Regions from separate parts of the Homo sapiens genome. Here region 1 is linked to region 2. Evidence: chromatin contacts called from ENCODE POLR2A ChIA-PET data. All regions are on one chromosome and are shown on one strand. Each heading gives the region's core, a stretch centred on a gene start or an enhancer-like site at or near the end of the contact. The rest is flanking DNA. Distances are from core to core; before and after follow the strand shown. Region 1 has its middle 120 kb from the start of TEAD1. Region 2 has its middle 5.1 kb from the start of LINC02989.

The links. ChIA-PET counts read pairs that join two places held with the same protein, here RNA polymerase II (POLR2A).
Region 1: POLR2A ChIA-PET joins it to region 2 with 12 read pairs in activated CD4-positive, alpha-beta T cell. The contact joins two enhancer-like sites. POLR2A ChIA-PET finds 5 or more read pairs at or near these places in 2 of 52 experiments (MCF 10A and activated CD4-positive, alpha-beta T cell).

The regions. Positions count from the first base shown.
Region 1 is chr11:12,550,583-12,554,891 of GRCh38, reverse strand. No RefSeq gene overlaps it. Among named protein-coding and RNA genes, the nearest start is that of TEAD1, 120 kb to the left of the region's middle. Within about 2 kb of position 2,036, at least 2 of the 41 ENCODE cell types and tissues checked have a DNase peak (open chromatin) inside an H3K27ac peak, as active enhancers do.
Region 2 is chr11:12,089,813-12,094,131 of GRCh38, reverse strand. No RefSeq gene overlaps it. Among named protein-coding and RNA genes, the nearest start is that of LINC02989, 5.1 kb to the right of the region's middle. RefSeq lists enhancers at 722-1,222, 1,223-1,723 and a silencer at 1,616-1,910. Within about 2 kb of position 1,250, at least 7 of the 41 ENCODE cell types and tissues checked have a DNase peak (open chromatin) inside an H3K27ac peak, as active enhancers do.

The DNA of each region.
Region 1 (4,309 bases), core at 787-3,286, 460 kb before region 2:
ATCAATTCAAGTTCTTTGTAACACTTTTTAGAAGAGATTATTTGGGATTTCTTTGCTATTGAGTTGCATGAATATCTTGTATATTTTAGGTATTTACCCCTTATCAGATATATGACTTGAAAATATTTTTTGCTCATTCCATAGGTTGCCTTTTCATTTTGTTGTTTCCTTTGCTGTGCAGAAATTTTTTTGTTTGATGTAGTCCCACTTATTTGTTTTTGCTTTTGTTGCCTTTACTTTTGGTGTCATACGTAAAAATATCGTTACTAAGGCCAGTGTCAAGAAGCTTTTTCTCTGTTCTTTTTTATTTTTTCTAGGAGTTTTATGATTTCAGGTCTTATATTTAAGTCTTTAATCCATTTTGAGTTAATTTTTGTGCTGGTGTAAGATAAAGATTCTATTTCTTTCTCTTTTTTTGCATATCAATATCTAGCTTTCCTAACTTTATTTATGGAGGAGACTTTCCTTTCCCTATTTTGTAATCTTGGTGCCCTCATCAAATAATAGTTGACCATATATGCATGCGTTTCTAGTCTCTCTATTCTGTTCCATTAGTCTGTGTCTGCTTTTATGCCAGAACCACACTGTTTTGATTACTATAGCTTTGTTATACAGTTTAAAATCAGGAAGTATGATGCTTCTGATTTTATTCTTCTTTCTTAAGATTACTTTGGTTATTTGGGGTCTTTTGTGGTTCTATGTGAGTATTGTTTTTTTTTTTCTATTTCTGTAAACAACACCATTGGAATTTTGATAAGGACTGCTTTGAATCTATAAATCACTTTGGGTAGTTGATCATTCTTAACTGCCTCATACTTTTTAAATGATTATGTGGTAGTCCATTGACTGAATGTGTCATAATTGATTTAGCCACTTCCCTATCAATAAACATTTAAGTTTTTTCTAATCTTTCACCATGACAACAATAAAGCAAAGCCCATTCTTGTGCTTAGCTTTGACTACTTCTAGTCAAAGAATGGCAAACTAAAGAAATACAACAGGCTTCTTAAGGCAGCTCCTGGCAATGTCACTGGAATTGGGTGACTGCTTGAAGCAGAAAATGCTGATCTGATTGGATACATTCTGAATGTTTTCTCAAAAAACATCTCATTATTCTATTCCTGGAATATTGATACCACCCTCAAATGCTACTTATTTGAAAAGTGAGCCAGGCACAGTGGCTCATTCCTATGATCCCAGCACTTTGAGAGTCGAAGGCAGGAGGATCACTTGAGGTCAGGAGTTCAAGACCAGCTTGGGTACATACTGAGACCCTGTCTCTACCAAAAAAAAAAAAAAAAAAGAAAGAAAAAAAGAAAAAAATGCAGAATCTATGTAATAATAATACAGAATGGTGACATTTTAGTCCAGACAGAACTGCCATGAAACCCCTCCAGGACGTATAATACATAGACAAATCTTTCTTTCGCTGGCAGAAAAGAGTCAAGGATGCAGAGATTTCAGACAGCCACTCTAGAAGCAGCTGTTAAGAAGATTCCCACTCTAATTTGCTGCCACAGCTTGAAACAGTGAAATGTATTAAAATGTGCCACATCAGTTAACATGGGTTCAGTTAGATGGAGGTTGCCAGTTTGGAAGGAGGGCAAATGTTCCTTGGTGGCCATCTTTGCTGATGCCCAGGACTGCACAGGCTGTGTGTGGAGCTCAATCAGAGAGAACTTATACATGAGGTTCTGGCACAATCCAGGTACAAATAAGACCCAGGGATTAGCTTTCCTGGATGAATAATTATTTCTGAATCATGGGAAAGGCACACGTGGAAAGGAGGCAGGGGGATGGAAGATGGAAGTCTTTCTAAGAAGTCTCCGCTGTCAGAGGCACCAGTCCTCAAATGAGCTCCATGCAAATGAAAACCGGTCCCAACAGCATCTTGAGCCAAAGAAAATTCTTGGTTGGGGTTGAAAAAAATGCCAGATAAATAGTTTCTTCTTGCTTCTCAGCAGGGCCCAGCTATCACTGCAATCCAGATCTGGCCTCTAAGCAGTTCTGGCAGGTTTAGCTTGGACCAGCTGCTGTGATGAAATTGCAATAATTCCAGGTTTCCCTCAAATCTGGACTGAGCCAAAGGCAGTCTAGGCTTCTAGCAACCGCTGACTTCATTGCCTTCTTTCCTGTCCCTCTTCAACTTTCAAGCTTCTGGTTTTTAAATTTTAACTTAGATACGGGTGATAGAGGAAACCTGTTCAGTGCAACCCAGAAGTCTGGAAAATGTTTATTTCAGGTCAATTTAAGAAACCTATATTGAGTACTTAGTGAGTCTATTTAGGTGAGCTGCGTGGTATAACTACTGGCTAACATGGATTGTGTATCCAGTGATACGCCAGGCTTTGTTACAAGCTTCCTACACAGAAGATCTCATTTAATCAACCAACAGCCTATGAGGTAGGAATGATTATCCCTGTATACAAAAGAGATACGTTTAGTCTCTTACCTTAAAACAAACAGCTGGCAAATGGAAGTATCTGGATCTGAACCCAGTGTAGCCTGAATCTCAGGCCTCTACTTGTGCTCGCTATGACACTGGCCATAAGCAAATGAGTCCTTAATTAGAGGTGAGTAAAAGAGACTCGGACAAGAAAAACTAAAGTGAACAAAGGCAGAAAACTGAGACCCACGTGGGAGAAAGTAGAAGTAGGCAGATAAAGAGTGTGGAAAAAACAGTAGAGGCTAGATTCATGCTCATTCTGAGCCCAACCTCTGAAGACCTTGTGGGTCCTGGAAGCCTAGTGGGGAGGTTTCCCCAGAAATCACTTATTTATAAAGAACTTCCAGCCATTAACACAAAGACTGAAGTATTCTGAGAAGTTGTCCAAAACTCTTTGCTCCCAAGAGAAAGGAGAAATCTCTCTGGGTGCGTTCAACATGGAAGTTTTAATGTACTCTAAGAGGTTCAAGATTTCAGACACTAAGTCCCAGGGCACTAAGAGACTTGCAGTGTGACGCATTGAAGTTTAGGGAGGAATGTTTATTGTATTTCTTCTAATTAAAACAGGCTTTCTAGACCAGATGGGTGGCTCACTGCCCCTACTCCTGACCCCTGCCCCATTATGGGCACCCAGGAGAATGGAAGTAGATCTGTTTCTAGAGAATAAAGCATCTTTAACCCAGAAAGGGAAAAGAACTCTGGGCAGAGTACACCTCAGCAACATCCAGCAGTCTGTGTTGGTGAAGAACAGGGGTATGGGTTCATAGTGGAGCCATGGGATCCAGAACCACATGGCATGTCCAGAAGCACACTTTTGAGCAAAGCTGGCCAACAAGTGTCTTCCATTTTTGCCTGTGGCATCTGAGACCGTGTTCTTCGGCTCATCCCGAGGCAGAGGCCCAGAGATACCAGAGGCTGGTGGTAACAAAGGGCTGATATTCAAAATGGTGGAAATGATTCCAGGAATGATTCACCAATGGTTCTGACCTGAGGAAGACTTATCAAAAAAGTAAAGAGGGCTGGGTGTGGTGGCTCACGCCTGTAATCCCAGCACTTTGGGAGGCCAAGGTGGGCGGATCATGAGGTCAGGAGATCAAGACCATCCTGGCTAACACGGTGAAACCCGTCTTTACTAAAAAAATACAAAAAATTAGCCGGGTGTGGTGGCAGGCGCCTGTAGTCCCAGCTACTCGGGAGGCTGAGGCAGAAGAATGGCATGAATCTGGGAGGCAGAGCTTGTAGTGAGCCGAGATTGTGCCACTGCATTCCAGCCTGGGCCACAGAGCAAGACTCTGCATCAAAAAAAAAAAAAAAAAGTAAAGAGAGAAGCAGCATCCCACACCCTCTTCCCTGACTGTGGGTTCTCCCTGGCAGCAGATTCCATCAGGGAAGGGGAGACACTTTTGTTGTTGTTGTTGTTGAGATGGAGTCTTGCTCTGTCACCCAGGCTGGAGTGCAGTGGCACGATCTCGGCTCACTGCAAACTCTGCCTCCCGGATTCACACCATTCTCCTGCCTCAGCCTCCCAAGTAGCTGGGACTACAGGTGCCCGCCACCAAGCCCAGCTAATTTTTTTGTATTTGTAGTAGAGATGGGGTCTCACTGTGTGAGCCAGGATAGTCTCGATCTCCTGACCTCGTGATCTGCCCACCTCGGCCTCCCAAAGTGCTGGGATTACAGGTGTGAGTCACCACGCCCGGCCAACATTTTAATCTGTGAATTATTGTATTGGGAACTTAATGCGTGAGGCATTCTAATAGCCAAGAACCAGCAGAAAATGATGCAGCTGCCCAACTTTGCATCTCAGGTAGGGGAGGGGGAGCCCCCACTGAATAGAGTAAAAAGTACAATGAGAGACAGACA
Region 2 (4,319 bases), core at 1-2,500:
ACTGCTCCTTCCTCCCGTGCTGTCTCTAGCCTTTGCAAGCACATCCCCGTTTGAGCATTTGTCACAGTGTGATCATTTACCTGCCTCCTACACTGGGGAGGGCCGGACCTTCATTAGTCTTGGTACCTCAGTGCATGACCCTTAGTGGGTGATGAATTAATGATTGTGAAGTCATTGAGTGTCATATGTGAGAAATAGACAAAAACACCCCTCCTTTTCCCCTCCCAAGCCATAACCAGGCTACTGGGGGAATCCGGCAGACCAGGCACATGGGGGATTTTTTTTCCCTAATGTTTCATTTTCTTTCTTTCTTTTTTTTTTTTTTTTTTTGGAGATGAGGTCTCACTATGTTGCCCAGGCTAGTCTTGAACTCCTGACCTCAAGTGTTCCCCCAGCTTCAGCCTCCCAAAATGCTAGGATCACAGGCGTGAGCCACCATGCCCAGCCATGCTAATATTTCAAACATAAGGAAACAAAGTATGACACCGCAAACGCTCATGCGCCGGCCATCCAGCTTTCATGAATCTTCTCCGTTTGCCATATCTGCTTCAAATATTTTCTTCCTTTAAAGACATAAACATAGTTAATGCACACTCTGTGCCCCACAGGGATCCATTCCCTTTCTCTGGAATTTGGTGTTCATCATTCTAATGCGTGTTTTTACACATTTACTACAAAGGCGTATATTTCTAAACAATGTTTTATACTTTTAAAAATGTTTTTAAACATCTTACCTTCATGAAGACTCCTGTATGTGACATTACAATTTGATTTTCCTGTCAATGTTATCCAGATACATATGAGCGTCTTTCTGTTCCCTGTCTTCTGCTCCAATGTCTGTTTGTCTATTTGTGTGGTGATTCTTTAACATCAGTGCCTTAATAATGGATTTTAATAGCTGGCAGCTAAGTCTCCCCTCCTTGTTCAAAGTAATTTAAGCTATTCTCTGGCCTCTCTTCCATGTGAATTTTAGAATTAGCTTGTAAAGCTTTGGGAAATTCCTTACTGAAGTAGGCATTTCATTCAATGCATATATTACTTTGAGAGGAATCCTCATCTTTATGGTACCGCGTCTTCCCCTCCATGCACCTGGTAAGGCTCTCCAGCTAAGGAGACCTTTTGTGTGGGATGTGGCAGTGCACCCCAGGGCATCATTCCCAAGGCATCCCCAGCAGCAGAACAAAGAGCCTCTGAGAGACCTCTCACTGCGTGTGAGCAGAGCCCAGCCAGCAGGAACCAACTGCCAAAGTGAGGCCAACCCAGAGATGCCAAATAAGCTGAACGCACGATTTCTATCCCCTCCAAATTCCACTTGCAGCAGATACTGCTAATCCACCCTAGTGCTCTCTTCCTCCAAACCCAACGCCCTCAGCCTCCTTTCTCACATGGCACTTCAGGCAGCCCCTAAATAAGTCAGGCACACCAAGTGAAACCTCTGTGCACCCAGCCTAAATCTCACGAAGCAGACAGGCATTTTCTGGGACCCTATGACAACCCAACACTGGTGTCTCTGAGGGGACTTCATGGGCCTGCACGGAGCTCTGAGCCTACCCTGTTTCACAGGCACAAGTGCAGGCACATCAGATGCACACTCTCCTCACCATTTTAAAGATTGCTTCCCCAGGGAGAAACAACTGATTTCAGGCAAACCAATGAGCCGAAAAGGCTGAATGGAGAAATATTTTGCTGGGGGAACTGGTGTTGACTTTTCATTCCAGCCACCAGGCTACTCTGAGTTTTTCAATGTGCAGAAGGCCTTCACAGCTGGTGCCTGAATGCCTGGCGGTAGAAGCTATCTATGTCTCCTTCCACCTCTTTTTGGAAACAAATAATTACCATGTATTACAACAAAGATCACAACAGAGGTCTGTTTAGGGATCTCTGCCTTGCTCCCATCTGTACCTTTTGTCCCAGCACCCAGTAGACACTTACCATATCCTGATGCAGATTAGAGCTCAGCAATGTTTGATGAGTGTCACGTGTCAAGCCCTGGGTTAAAGGATACTTTGTCCTACTTTGTCTGCACCACGGTGGTGAGTAAAATCTCCATGTTGCAGATGAGAAACAAAGGCTCAGGGAAATAAAATGACTCCTCCAATCAGGGCTACTTAGCTAGTCAATGACAGGCTTGTGAGCCAAGATCTACCCACCTGTGATGGTGGAATCTAAGTTCAGTGCCACCTGCTCATTGCTGCCTGCTAAGGAAGGGAGGAGAAAAGGGAGGAAGGAAGGAAAGGAAGAGGAGACAGAGGGGCAGGGACAGATCATAGAAGGAAGAGAGGGAAAGGAGGAAGTTGAGAAAGAGGGGAAGGGAGAGAGGAGGGCGTGAGGGAAACTGGTGGTGGTGGAGGCTCCAAACCTGCCTTCCTCTTCTCTCTCCCGGAATCTGTGTCCTGGGGGAGGTTGTATGAATCTGGAAGCCCATTCCAGACTGATCTTGTATTTCCCTTGCAGTAAGAAGAGGAGGAAGAGGAGGAAGCTTAGGAATCCTCTCTGAAGGGGACATGGTTCTTGGAGGCCTGATTTGTATTGGGGAGAATCCTGAAACCAATCACTGAGGGAGCACTACCCTTTATGATGGGGATGGAAAAGCCACAGCAACCCTATGGCCTCTAGTTTTGGAGAGGGACTCAGCTAAAGACCAAAGGAAGCACCAGAAAGAAGAACTGAAGAGTTTAATTTGGTTAAACATAAATAAAAATAAAAACATCTCTAGAATATAGAAACTATCTCTAGAAGTCCGGGTGTTGTGGCTCACACCTGTAATCCCAGCATTTTGGGAGGCTAAGGCAGGTGGATGACCTGAGCTCAGGAATTTGAGACCAGCCTGGGCAATATGGCAAAACTTCGTCTCTGCCAAAAATACAAAAAATTAGCCGGGTGTGGTGGTATGCACCTGTTGTCACAGCTACTCGAGAGGCTGAAGTGGGAGAACTGCTTGAGCCTGGGAGGCAGAGGTTGTAGTGAGCCAAGATTGCACCACTGCACTCCAACCTGGGTGAAAAAAATAAAAGAAAAACTATCTCTAGGGGTGGAGCTCTGGGGAATGTTTTCTCTGTTCAAATGTTCTACCAAGCAGATGTATTACAGTGGATGTGATTGCCTTTAATTTGCTTGATTTGCTGGACATCGTTCAAAGGTCATCCCCAGGTATCAGTGGATGGATAGGAAGGAGAGTGTGTGCACTGAGGGTGTGGCTGTGGGCCCTGCAGGGGAGGCACCACAGGGAGGGGCTGGCACTCCTATGGGCTCAGACGCTCAGGTGAGTTGCCCATTACATAAGGTGCATTGCTAGGGCATTAGCTCAGCCAGGAAGGAACCACTCTGGACTTGTGACTTCACTTTCCCCCCTCCCTCTCTCCTGTTCCCACCCCCCACCCTGGCTCCTTCTTTTTTCTTTTTTTTTTTAGACGGAGTCTTACTCTGTTGCCTAGGCCGGAGTGCAGTGGCACGATCTCTGCTCACTGCAACCTCTGCCTCCACGGGGTCTCCTTCTGATAACTACTGAAGGAATTCTATGAGGCTATCTCTCCCCCAAGCTCTCTGGGGGAATGGGTTTAATTAAAAACCAGTCCAGTTTGCCCTCAGTAGGAAACAGGGCAGACAGGATGTTGGTGCAAAGCAAGCCAAAAACCTAGTCAGTATGGAAGGCATCTGCCTTCTTCCTGTCGTGACCCTCTGGGCTCAGCTCTGAGACCTGCCGGGACAGGAGTAGCGGGGGCCTAGGGCCCTCAGGGGGGTTAACATACTGGCTGCTGACCTGGCAGGGGCTCTCAGGCAGGTGGGCAGGGCTCTGACAGGAGGAGTCTCTGGCTTTTGCCAAAGATACTTGTTTTCAGGTGGGTAACAGCATCTGGCTTCTGAAGGAACTTCCTCTTTGAAGCAGGAAGTGGTTTTGGATTCAGGAATAGGGCGTGGTCTAAAAGGAAAAATGATAGGGGAAGTTGGCAAGACCATAGAATCCCAGCTGAATGGGGTTAAGGGGACTTCTTGCTCACTGGAAAACCTGGGGCAGAAGCTCAGTTACCCAGATTGGGCTGGGGAAAGGCTGGAGCTGAGAACAGAGGTGGAGGCCCAAGGCAGGGAGCCTTCTCAGGAACCTTGGGTCATAAACGCAGATCTTTTTCTTTTTAATTATTTTAAACATTTTTTAGTTTTACTTTAAGTTCCAGGATACATGTGCAGAATGTGCAGGTTTGCTACATAGGTAAACATGTGCCGTGGTGGTTTGCTACACCTATCAACCCATCACCTAGGTATTAAGCCCAGCATGCATTAGCTATTTGACCTGATGCTCTCCTTCCCCCTGCCCTGCCACA